2 separate regions of the Homo sapiens genome follow, and region 2 is linked to region 1. Evidence: chromatin loops called from intact Hi-C (ENCODE). Cell type or tissue: sigmoid colon. All regions are shown on one strand.

Region 1 (5,000 bases):
GATTTGGAGGGTGTCTTTCTGGGATTTTCAGCTTTTTACTCTCCTCAAGGAGCAGTTACAAACCTGAAGCCAAGGCGGTGACCTTTAACCTGTGACATTGGGACTGTTTTCCTCCTCTGGCCCAGCAGGGCCATCAGAGGGCTTCCTTGCCAGGGAGTACACGACCTGCTAGGAGTGCTCTAGGGCACATTCATGCAGACACTGAGTGTGTGCAGACTGTGGTGGTGAGTGGCTGCTGTCCTCTGCTGTGGGTGCTGGGTCCCCCATCAGACGCTGGGGAGTCCCGGCACCCTGTTCTAAGTTAGCCAAGGGAGTTATTAGCAGAAGATCTGCAGACAGTTCCGGTCACTTCACAGAGCAAACTAGGCCAAGGAGGGCCTCTGGAGGAGTAGTGTCAGCTATGTTTTGTGGGAGACAGAATCCTGGCTGCTCTCTGGCCGGTTCAAAGGGTGTTTGTCTGCATGTTCTTCATTTCTATACTCTGCTAACACAGAGGGCTCTGGGGCCTCGCTGTGTGCACGTGAATGTATGTGTGTGTGCGTGTGCACCCATGGAAATGGGTGAGTGTGGGAGGGGTGGGAGTCGCTTAGTGGGGAGAAGGGGAGTGAGGAGGAAGTGCTTCCTATGGAGAGAGTGTTTCTAAGACACTCTTCTGTGAGTTTGACAAGGCAGCCCAGGCTGGGTTGGTTTCCAGGGTCAGGGAAAGGCCACTCTATTTACACACCTTTGCGGAGGAGCATGGAGGGCAGGGCGGGGGCTGGGGATTAATGAGCAGTGTTATTGCCTGTCAGGAGGCTCATGTGATATTGTTTTGATATGGGGGGCCCCCAGAAGCAAACACAACAGGCAAGTTATAAGTGGAAGAAAAGGCGAAGAAAAGGTGGCCTCGCCCCAGCCATTGAGCATTCCCCTTCTCAGCAGGGAGTGGGTCCCAGGACTCCCTCCTCGCCCCATCGCCTTCAGGTGGATCACTGGAAGGCGGCACCAAGGCCAGCTCCCAAGATAACATCGGCCAGGAGTGCCCGGCAGCAAAAATTAAACATCATAGTTGCTAATGAGTAAACTGAGCAAGCCCTTTTTCCAGGACCATTCGGGGTGATGGACGAGGCAGCCTGAGTGACAAATGAGGAACTGAGAGGCTTGCCTGACCCAAAGTAGACAGGCCCAGAGTGGACAGGCCCAGTGAGGGCTTCCACCTCCTGAGAAAGGCTGACCACCCCCAGGACTGGGAGGGGCAGGACGCTGGGTGAGAATGGGACACCCACCTCTTCTTTTTTTGCCTTAGTGTAAGCCAATTCCTCTGGCAGGGCTGACTGTAGTTGTGACCAAATACAGTCACCTGACCCTGAATGGGAGGGGGAATTCTGCCACAGACAAATCCATGGATAGACAACTCCAAATGCTGGGGATGGCGTGTAGCGAGCAGAGGCCAGGGCTGAAGTGGCTGTCCTAGGTGGGAAGCGGGTGAAGACTGAGATTCTCCACAGAGAGGGTGCAGGAGCTCCCCAGCTGGGGCTGATAGAGCAGCCTCTATGCCAGCTTGCCATCTGTTACCCATTGCTTTGCCCTCCTGACCTGGGAGATTCCAACCTTTCCTATCAAATTCAGCACTAGGTTTTCTGCCCCAAGAAGCCCTCCCTGAGCCTGCTCAGCCAGTGAGCAAAACTCCCTGCCCTGAGCCCCTGCCTTTTTAGCAGGTACTTCTCTGAGTTTAGTGCTTGCTGGACAATGCTTGCTTACCTGCCTTTGTAAGAAACCCTTAATCCGAGGCCTCTTTCATAGAAAGCATTTAGTAAGTCCTTGTTGATCACTGGATTGCTTTAAATGCACATTCCTATTCATCTGTCATCCAACAAGTTCTGTTTATGTTCCCAGGGCCAGCCACACAGGAGCTCCCAGTGAGCACGTAAGAAGCCCTGTATAACCTGAAGAACAAAATATTGGGATGGATAGCAAAGGAGAGTTCAGCTCCAGGGAGCTCGTTGTAGAGTCAGAGCTGGGTTCAAATCCCACTTCCACCATTCATGGCTGTGTGACCTTAGGGAATACACTTCACCTCTCTGTGTCATAGTTTCCTTGTCTGTAAAACAGAGATAGTATTACCTACCTCATAGGTTTGCCATGAGAAGTCAATGATGTATGTAGAGGACACACACATACAGTGGCTGTTATTGTCAGTTCAGTACCAGTTGGAGCCACAGCATTGCGTTAGATCTCAGATGTCATTTAAAGGGGCCCATGGAGGAGCACTGAGAAAATCGTCTGGATTATTCAGGGCAGGGCCCAGCTGTTGAGGGCAAGAATTGTTCTTGAGAAATGAATGGGAGTGGGTATTGTCTGCCTAATGCTGCTGTTGGATCACAGGGTTGCATGGCTCTGAGTTCGAGGGAGGCTGGGGGGACTCAGCACAGCGACAGTGGATGGGACAGCTCTGTCGGTGACACCCACTGCAAGCCTGCCTCTGAAGGCTTACAGTGAAGAGAAGGGCTGGGCTGCAACACTTAACCTCTCTAGAACCTGCAGGATTTTACCCCCTCACAAAATACTTGCATTTCTGTTAAGTTTTACTAAGTGCAAACTTGTCTTTTGAATAGAGGCATGTGTGCATTTCAAGACGTTCCTTGCAGTTGCACCAATTTTTTAAAAGTAATGAGCTTTTTTCCCCCCTTAAAGCATGAGGCTGACATCAGAGAACAGTTTTTGATCCCAGTTTTAAAAACGAACTGAGTGGCTTAGCAATGGTGGGAACCCCAGGCAACTTGTTGGCTCACTTTCCCTCAGTTTCATTGAAAAGAATTTCTACAGTGTGCCCACATCACAGGGCATGATGCACTTTGGATTATTCAAAGTTTAGAAACATTTAGGTGATTATGGTAAATCATTCATGCAAACAGCGATAAATGCAATTTATTCTTTTGTGCAATCTTACAAGGAGAGCAGAAATCGCAGCCCTTTTCTCTAGTTCTCAGTCCTTTTGGTGACATCTAGTGGAAGATCTTTGAAAAACACATTTGCTTCTATGGTGTTCCTCCAAAGGTAAGCCCATCCAATTAAGTCATTTAAACCTTGGTTCCACCTACAAGTCCCTCTGTGTTTCAGTCTCTGAGTTAGAAATTCCAAGGCCAAATGGACTCTCTTTGGCTGCTGGTAAGCACGTGCCATCCGGGACCCTATATCACAGTAGTCAGAAACTCTGCATTTGAATCTGGTTGTCACTTTTCAGCAGTGTGATCACCTCCAGCTAAAAAATGCATCTAATAATAGGACCTGCCCTATAGGGTTATTGCAAGGACCAAACGAAATGATACCCATGAAGGACTCAGCACAGTACCTGACATACAGTAAATATCAGTCTGACCAGCTAACAGTGGCCACAATTTTCCATTACCCTCCATCCACACTGCAGATCCTACCTGCACAAACAATGCTCTTGGGTGGAGGGCCGCATAGTATGGTTTGACTAAGCAGTTTGCTGGTATTAACTATGAAGTGGTATCATTTTAAGATCAGCTTCTTAAAAAGATAATGCAGTCCCCCACCTCCTCCACCGTTCTCTCTCATTTCAAATCAAGAAATAGGAATACATAATCTAGACCCAGCAAAGATCTTGGAAAAGAAACGTAACATAACTCCTTATGTTCAGATAAAATTTTGAAAAATCAACTTTCAGGTTTAAGTTGGAAATCTTTGCCTTTCATGGAAAAGATTGGTTGTGTGATGGTCTAGGACCTTCTGTTTTGAGGAGTTTGTATTAGGCACAGTTTGGGAAGGAAAAATGATCCTTTACATTCGGCCACGATATGAAGTGTACTGCATATTTCTTCCTGGTTAAAGTCTGCTTTAGACGCAGGCTTCTTTCTTTTCTTTCTCTTTTCTTTTTTCCTCTTTCTTTCTTTCAAGAGACGGAAAGAGTCTTCTGTGTATTTTAGGCAAATTTAGGTTAAGGTGTAAGTGCCCTTTGAAGCAAAAAGTGTCCATGTTTTGCTAACATATATTTTAGCTACTCTGGCTTGGCTGAGGTCTTCCTAGATAATCAACATCCCTCAACAGCCTTGGCGGTGAGAAGGCACGTGAAAGCTGCCAGCACATCCCAGGAGCCTTGGCTGTGGCGGCTTCTCCTTGGAAAGCTCCACGCACCCTTCTGCCAGGGATCCTGTCCTGCAGGGATGACAGACCCAGCAGCCTCGGCAGAGGGAATGAGGCTCCAGCAGCTTCATCAGCAAGTGGCCAGGCCCAGCCCTAAGTCACAGACTGTCAGAAGGGGACAATGGTAGGAGAGAGCTGGGCTCAGGGTCTGGAGCCTGCCACATGCCACCTGCACGGCTTTGGATACACTCCCTCCTTCATCTGTGGAACGGGGAATGGGGATAACACCCTGGCCCAAGGGTCACACAGAACCAAAAGGTGAGACTTTATAAAAATTCTCTCTACAAACCACTGGGGCCAGCAGATGGCCCACACCCACCCAGGTTGCAGTGAACACTGTGGAGCATCCAAGGAGTTGTGGGAGCAGGGTGGGGGTTGAGGGGGATGGACTGCCCTGCCCCCACATCCTGGGACTGCAGAAGCCGACTTAAGACCTGTGACTCACGGGCACAATAACTGGAACACACCAGTCACAACAACGGTTTAACATTTTACTAAATCAACTCACACAAATTCCAAATTGCAAATATAATTAAGGACAACAGATTCTGCTTTGCCTTATTAAATCTTTCATTTTCAAATCCATCAATAAGACAAAAAGTAACCAAAAATTAGGTCTGTTGCAAATTCATGATTCTTCTGAGGGGGGAAACCAAAAGAACATTAGAGTAAAAAGAACGCCACTGGAGGATGTACAATAAAGCACCACAACACACGCTTACAAACGGGGCTTCCTGGCTTCGGTGACAGGTAAAAGACGCTGTTCTCCCCACTGCTGTGCGTCAATCAGGGTTTCATTAAAATAAAACTATAAAATCTCCTAGGTTACACTAAGTCAGACACGGTCTGGAACA
Region 2 (5,000 bases), 88 kb before region 1:
GCACTGGTTTCTTGTGTCCTCAACCACAGTGAGATCTGTGGAGCAAATGGCCTTGCTTGGTTTCATCAAAGGAATGTAGAGGTGTCTTCAGAGTCTTTGTCCTCCCTGGTCACTTTCCTGGTGGCTGCTGTTGCCATAGGCAAGTTCTGGGGGAGGTTGCCATCAGAAAAGGGTGTGCAAGACAAGTGCATAGGGGCTGTGTTTTATGCATGTGCCAAGAGAAAAGTCTCTTGTCTTTGCCTGTTTTGGTGTTGGCACTTGGCTTAGAAGAGCACAGAAACTTGGGCCCAGAAGTGTTTCTGCCTTCCTCTCCCTGTGCTTCCACAAGAGTACCCCTGGGGTCAGGGGAGCCACGAGAGCCTCCTGGAGTATGTGACTGCAGGGTAAAGAACTTCCTTTAGTTTCGTGGCCCTTGGAAGCAGGGGGTGTGGAATGACTCAAGCTGGCATAGGCTCATATCCAGAATATTCCCCTTGTGGCTTCCTGCCTGGGTCAAGGCCAAGCTTCCTGGGCCTTAAGGGGCTCTCTTAAGAGATCAGACCTAGCAGTGAATGCCTGCTTCACCCTCTCCTGAGCAGCTGTCATACAAGGTATTAGTTATGTGCCAAAAATGTTCTGACGGAGACACGCCAATGGCCTTGGTTGGAATGCCGGAAAACATTCATCCCGCTGGTGGCTGTGGTGCTGACAGTGGGTACTGTCACCCTCCTGCAGTCTGGGCTTCATGTGGACATGTGTGCACTATTTATGTGGCTAACAGGCTTCCTTACTGAGGGCAAAGTTTACATGCCATAAAAAGTCCATTAGCTGAATTTAAGCTTCTCCAGAGATCATGGGGTCTAATCTGTACTTGGCATTTGACGTGGAGAGAATTGAAAATCCCAAGGACCCTTTCTGCTGGGCTGTTGCTGGGATTGAAGAGAGAGCTTCGCTGAAGGCGTGAATAGGTGAATGGATGTATTAGGTGAGTGAGTGAGAGAACGATATCATTGGGGCCAACTGCTTGTCTCACAAGGCTGTGAATAGAAGTGAGGCTATTTTTGGATAGGTATTCAGTAAACAGCCTTTTATTTTTAATGCCAAGTGGCACAAAGTTAGCCATGGTAACAAGACAGTTTTGTTAAAGTGTTTAAAAATACCATTCCCTGTTTTTAAATCAATGGTTCGAAAGCTTTTTTGTTTTTACTCTTCAGCTAAAGACTTTGCCAGGCTGAGAAGCAGTACCAGTTGACCTTTTCCCAGTTGTACATCCTAAGCCTGAGTTTAAGATTGTCTCTGCACTCAGGCAGTGTCCTTTGGCTCATCTGAAAGTGGGCCAGTTCTGCTGGCTCCTCTCCTTTCTGGGAAGTTCACCCAAGTCCCTGAGCCAAGAAGAACAGAAGGTTTGTCTGAGTCAATACCTCTACTGCATGCCTGGGCCCAGCAGAGCTTATGTTGGGTCAGTAGTCCAACCTTCAAGGCCTCACTTGAGGACCCCCCGGTCCAGCAAACGGCACAGTGTGAGATGATGGGGGGCCGTGAAATGACACCCTAGATTATGAGAGGCAGAGAAGTGCTGTGTGAAAAAAAAAACCCAGAAGCTTTAGAACCAGTAGATCCTGAGCTTGAATCCTGGCTCTGCCACTCACTAGCCGCATGAGCCTTGTCAAGTGCTATGACTCTCCCGAGCCTCAATATGCTCACCTGTCAGATGGGGATGATGATATGCATACTGCATGGGTGGTTCTGAGTGCTTCATGATGATAATGAGCGTTAAGTGCCATGTAAAGCATAGATACATGAGGAGCAAGATCCTAACAGCCTGACTTCGGGTCTTGCACTACCACTCACATGACCCTGAAGCTCAGAGAGATCAAGTGACTTGCTCGGTTTTCTGTATACATGGGCATGCCTTCCCTTCCCTTCTAGTCACATCCTGCATCACAGGCGGTGGATGAGCCTGTCAGTGGTAATGATGGATCCTGTGATCAGTCCTCTCCTCTTGCCAGCCGGGCCAGAGGGAACACCCCATGGGCCGTGGGTGCTGACCAGCTCCTGTCTGCACACTGGGGCTGTAATGATTTCAAGACCATCCCCCTCACCTCAGGTTTGGGGAATTTGGAGCAGAAGGGATGTAGAGAGCACTGCCTTGCCGTGGCAGTCCCAGGGGTCCGCCCCAGCCTTCTGATCACTAGCAGGCCTCAGGACTAGCCAGGCTGTGGAGCTCGGCCTGACCCTGACCTTGGGCCCTGAACTCCACTGGTGCCCCGCTTGTCATGCACAGCCCCGTCAGAGCCGGCTCCCTGGGCTGAGGGGCTGCCCTGTGCTCCTCTGAGTCCCCGGCCGAGCGCACCGAATTATGTAATGCTGCTGAGCCAACATTTACGCGTCTCAGCCAATTTGCTGGCCTAGAGTTACACTGTGCAGATGCTCTGCCTTACGGCTTGCTTTTGTCTCGGAGGCCGTAAGCAGATAGCATAACCCTGCTTACCATTAGACATTTCGCAAATCATCTAGGCTCGAGCGTGCTGCAGCCAGACAGTTCATTTATGCTGCAAAGGGTATGATTTGTAAAGTAATAAATTTCCCATCTTTCTGCCAGCAATAAAGTACAGCAAGCCGGCGAGGCCAAAGCCCTCCAAAAATATACTGGCTCCCAGCGAGACCTGGAAGAGAGCTCTTTCTGGTTCTGCTTCTCTCTGTTCCTGAATTCGTTGAATTCTGGGAAGTCAGGTTTGGGCCATAAATCCCCCTACCATCTGGGTGACCCTGAGACCCAGCACAGATGTGTTACTAGCATGGGTAATTGACCGCTACCATGACACAGTTGTCACTTCCGGGTCCCTCTTGGTTCTGGCATTAGAAGAAGGCCTTGCTGGACCTCATTCAGACTGGGATGGAAAGTTGTTGACTGTGTCACCCCTATTTGTGGCTATGTGTCTGTGCTTGGGACCCAGGCAAGGCTCTTTCTCCTGTGAAGTTAGTGGCCTACAGTGATGGGTGTGTGTGTGCTGGTAGGAGCTCCTCTCAGTCTCCCGTGATGGCCCGCAAGGGCAAGTGTTTGGTCAGCCCCAAAGGGTTCTCTGTTGTGAAGGTGGCTGCTCTGAGCAGAAGGTCAGGGACAGGCTCAGAATTAGCCTTAGGAGTCTGGGTCCCAATTTCCTTGTTGGAGGAGGCTCAGTGGGTGGCGGGCACTTGCCACCAGCAGATGCTTCCTTAGAAGCAGGAGTTGTCAAGGAGCCCCTGGAGTTTCAGCCCAAAGTGGCAGCTGTGGTCTGGGACCCTGATGGGCAAACAGGTGGCTTGGAGTCCCCAGTTTTGGCCAGACCCTTTCTTCTTGCCCCCTTCTTCTGTTTAGAGGGGCCGGGCTGTGTCTCTGACCTCTGTTGCAGATGATGGTGAGGCCTCACGCAGCTCCCACTCTCTGCTTGTGGGAGCTATCACTGTTTCCTCTGAGGGAAAGATGGGCCTGAAAATGGCAAAAAGTCTCACATTTAGCTCTGATGGTTTCCTCTCGCCCTCACCTTCTCAATCTTCATATGTTCTCTCTTTTTTTCCTCTTCATTCTTCTTTTCCACATCTGCCTCCACTTGTTCCACCTTTGATATTTGCTAAAATTTTGTTCCATTTAAAAATTATATAATGTTTGGGGACTAGATAAAAGTAGGAAAATGAAGTTACAGTGAAATGGCTCAAACACAGTCACTGTGTCTGTTGTGTTCTATTGTTTCTAGGCTGAGGGTTTCCAACTGGGCTGTGGAGGCCCCAGAAAGGGACGTCCCCCTTCACTTAGGGCAGCCCTGCTATCACCTGTGGACACAGGGCCTCTTCTAGAGTTCTTTGTCCTAAGTGGGGTGGGTAGATAGAGTCTCCTCCCTACTGTCGTGAGGAGAGTCTGCTTTTTATAAAGTTGCTCCCAGCATCAGAGGCCAGCCCCAGTGGTGGGAAGGAAGGATGGCAAAGCCCCAGGAATGTCCCTGCCCTGACTTAGCTCCCACAGCCTCTTCGATTCTGCTGTCTACACCCCAGCTTCTCCACCTGACAGTCTCACCCTTCATCTCTTCCAGGTCTTGGCTCAGGCACCTCACTCAGCTCCAGCATTCGCTGCGTGTTGATCTCAGTTTTCTCAGGGGTGTGGGGGAGTTGATAGTTCCTGCCTGATAGGATTGTGAGGATTAAAGGAGATGATCTGGCATGCAGAAGGTTTCAGCAAATGTTGGCCAACAATGCAGGTTCAATGTATGCATCGGGCACAGGGCCACCTTATTGCTCAATCCGAGGGTGCCCACACATGTCAGTGTATGTGACCTTCCCTGACCCTATTGGGCAGTGCACAGCCTTTGCCCTGTATGTGGCAGCCCTGAAGGTGATGTTTCCAGTCCTGGGACTGGAAAATGAGGGTCTGGGAGAGAAGTTTGTTTTTGGAGAGGTAGGGGAGTCCGGTGTGGGGGTTAAAGTGGAAGACTCAATTCTTTTGCTCTGGGAGAGTGAGCAGGGAGGGGCAGGGTAGGGTGACTCAGGCCGCAGGGAGGAAGCTGCTTACTGCAGTCTTTAGCTCTTTGGAGAAAGATGAGGACCAGAAGCTGAAAGTGTGGTCAGGACCTGTTGGCCAAAAGACCAGAGGAGAAAGGCTGCAGAGAAAGAAAAGTTGCCATGGGTTACCAGGAAGGAAGACCTGAAACTGGTGCTGAGGCTCTAGGGAGCAGTTGTCCCAGGAAGGAAACCCTGGACCAAACTGCCCTCTCCTGCCACAGCTGCAGGGGTGCCCAGAGTTCAGGTCTGGGTGCAAAGGGGAGGGTAGGTGGGGATTGGCAGAGGATTCCCTGAACTCTGTAAGACATCACGGGTCATTCTCTCTCCAGTGAAAGGGCAAATGCTTGTTGAGCAGGTACAATGCACTAGGGACTGTGTGAGGGACTTGATGTATATTAGCTCTTTTAATCCTTAGGACAGCCCTGTGAACAGGCATTAGAATGGGGAAACTGAGACTCAGAGATGTTACATGACTTGTCCAAGTTTTT

Evidence for each region. Hi-C counts contacts between places; a loop is a spot of excess contacts. Peaks named below come from ENCODE experiments on the same cell type or tissue, not always from the same donor. Only the 100,000 strongest peaks of a DNase experiment are listed, where the experiment ranks them.
Region 2: a loop joins it to region 1, with 2.3 times the contacts of the local background. A loop is called at or near these places in 9 of 110 quality-filtered maps.

Annotation. Positions count from the first base shown.
Region 1 is chr5:135,329,758-135,334,757 of GRCh38, forward strand. MACROH2A1 (macroH2A.1 histone) reads right to left here. Exons shown (of 9, transcript NM_138610.3): 9 at 4,624-5,000. PITX1-AS1 (PITX1 antisense RNA 1) reads left to right here. Exons shown (of 6, transcript NR_161235.1): 4 at 4,001-4,404. Among named protein-coding and RNA genes, the nearest start is that of MACROH2A1, 67 kb to the right of the region's middle. In sigmoid colon, a CTCF peak has its summit at 2,986 (motif pointing left); a DNase peak (open chromatin) is centred at 4,134.
Region 2 is chr5:135,241,684-135,246,683 of GRCh38, forward strand. All of the region lies in intron 3 of PITX1-AS1 (PITX1 antisense RNA 1), which reads left to right. The region is part of intron 2 of LINC02900 (long intergenic non-protein coding RNA 2900); the gene reads right to left. Among named protein-coding and RNA genes, the nearest start is that of LINC02900, 4.0 kb to the right of the region's middle. RefSeq lists an enhancer at 4,944-5,000. In sigmoid colon, no CTCF peak of the experiment used is centred here; DNase peaks (open chromatin) are centred at 1,328, 1,978 and 2,408; H3K27ac peaks cover 908 bases.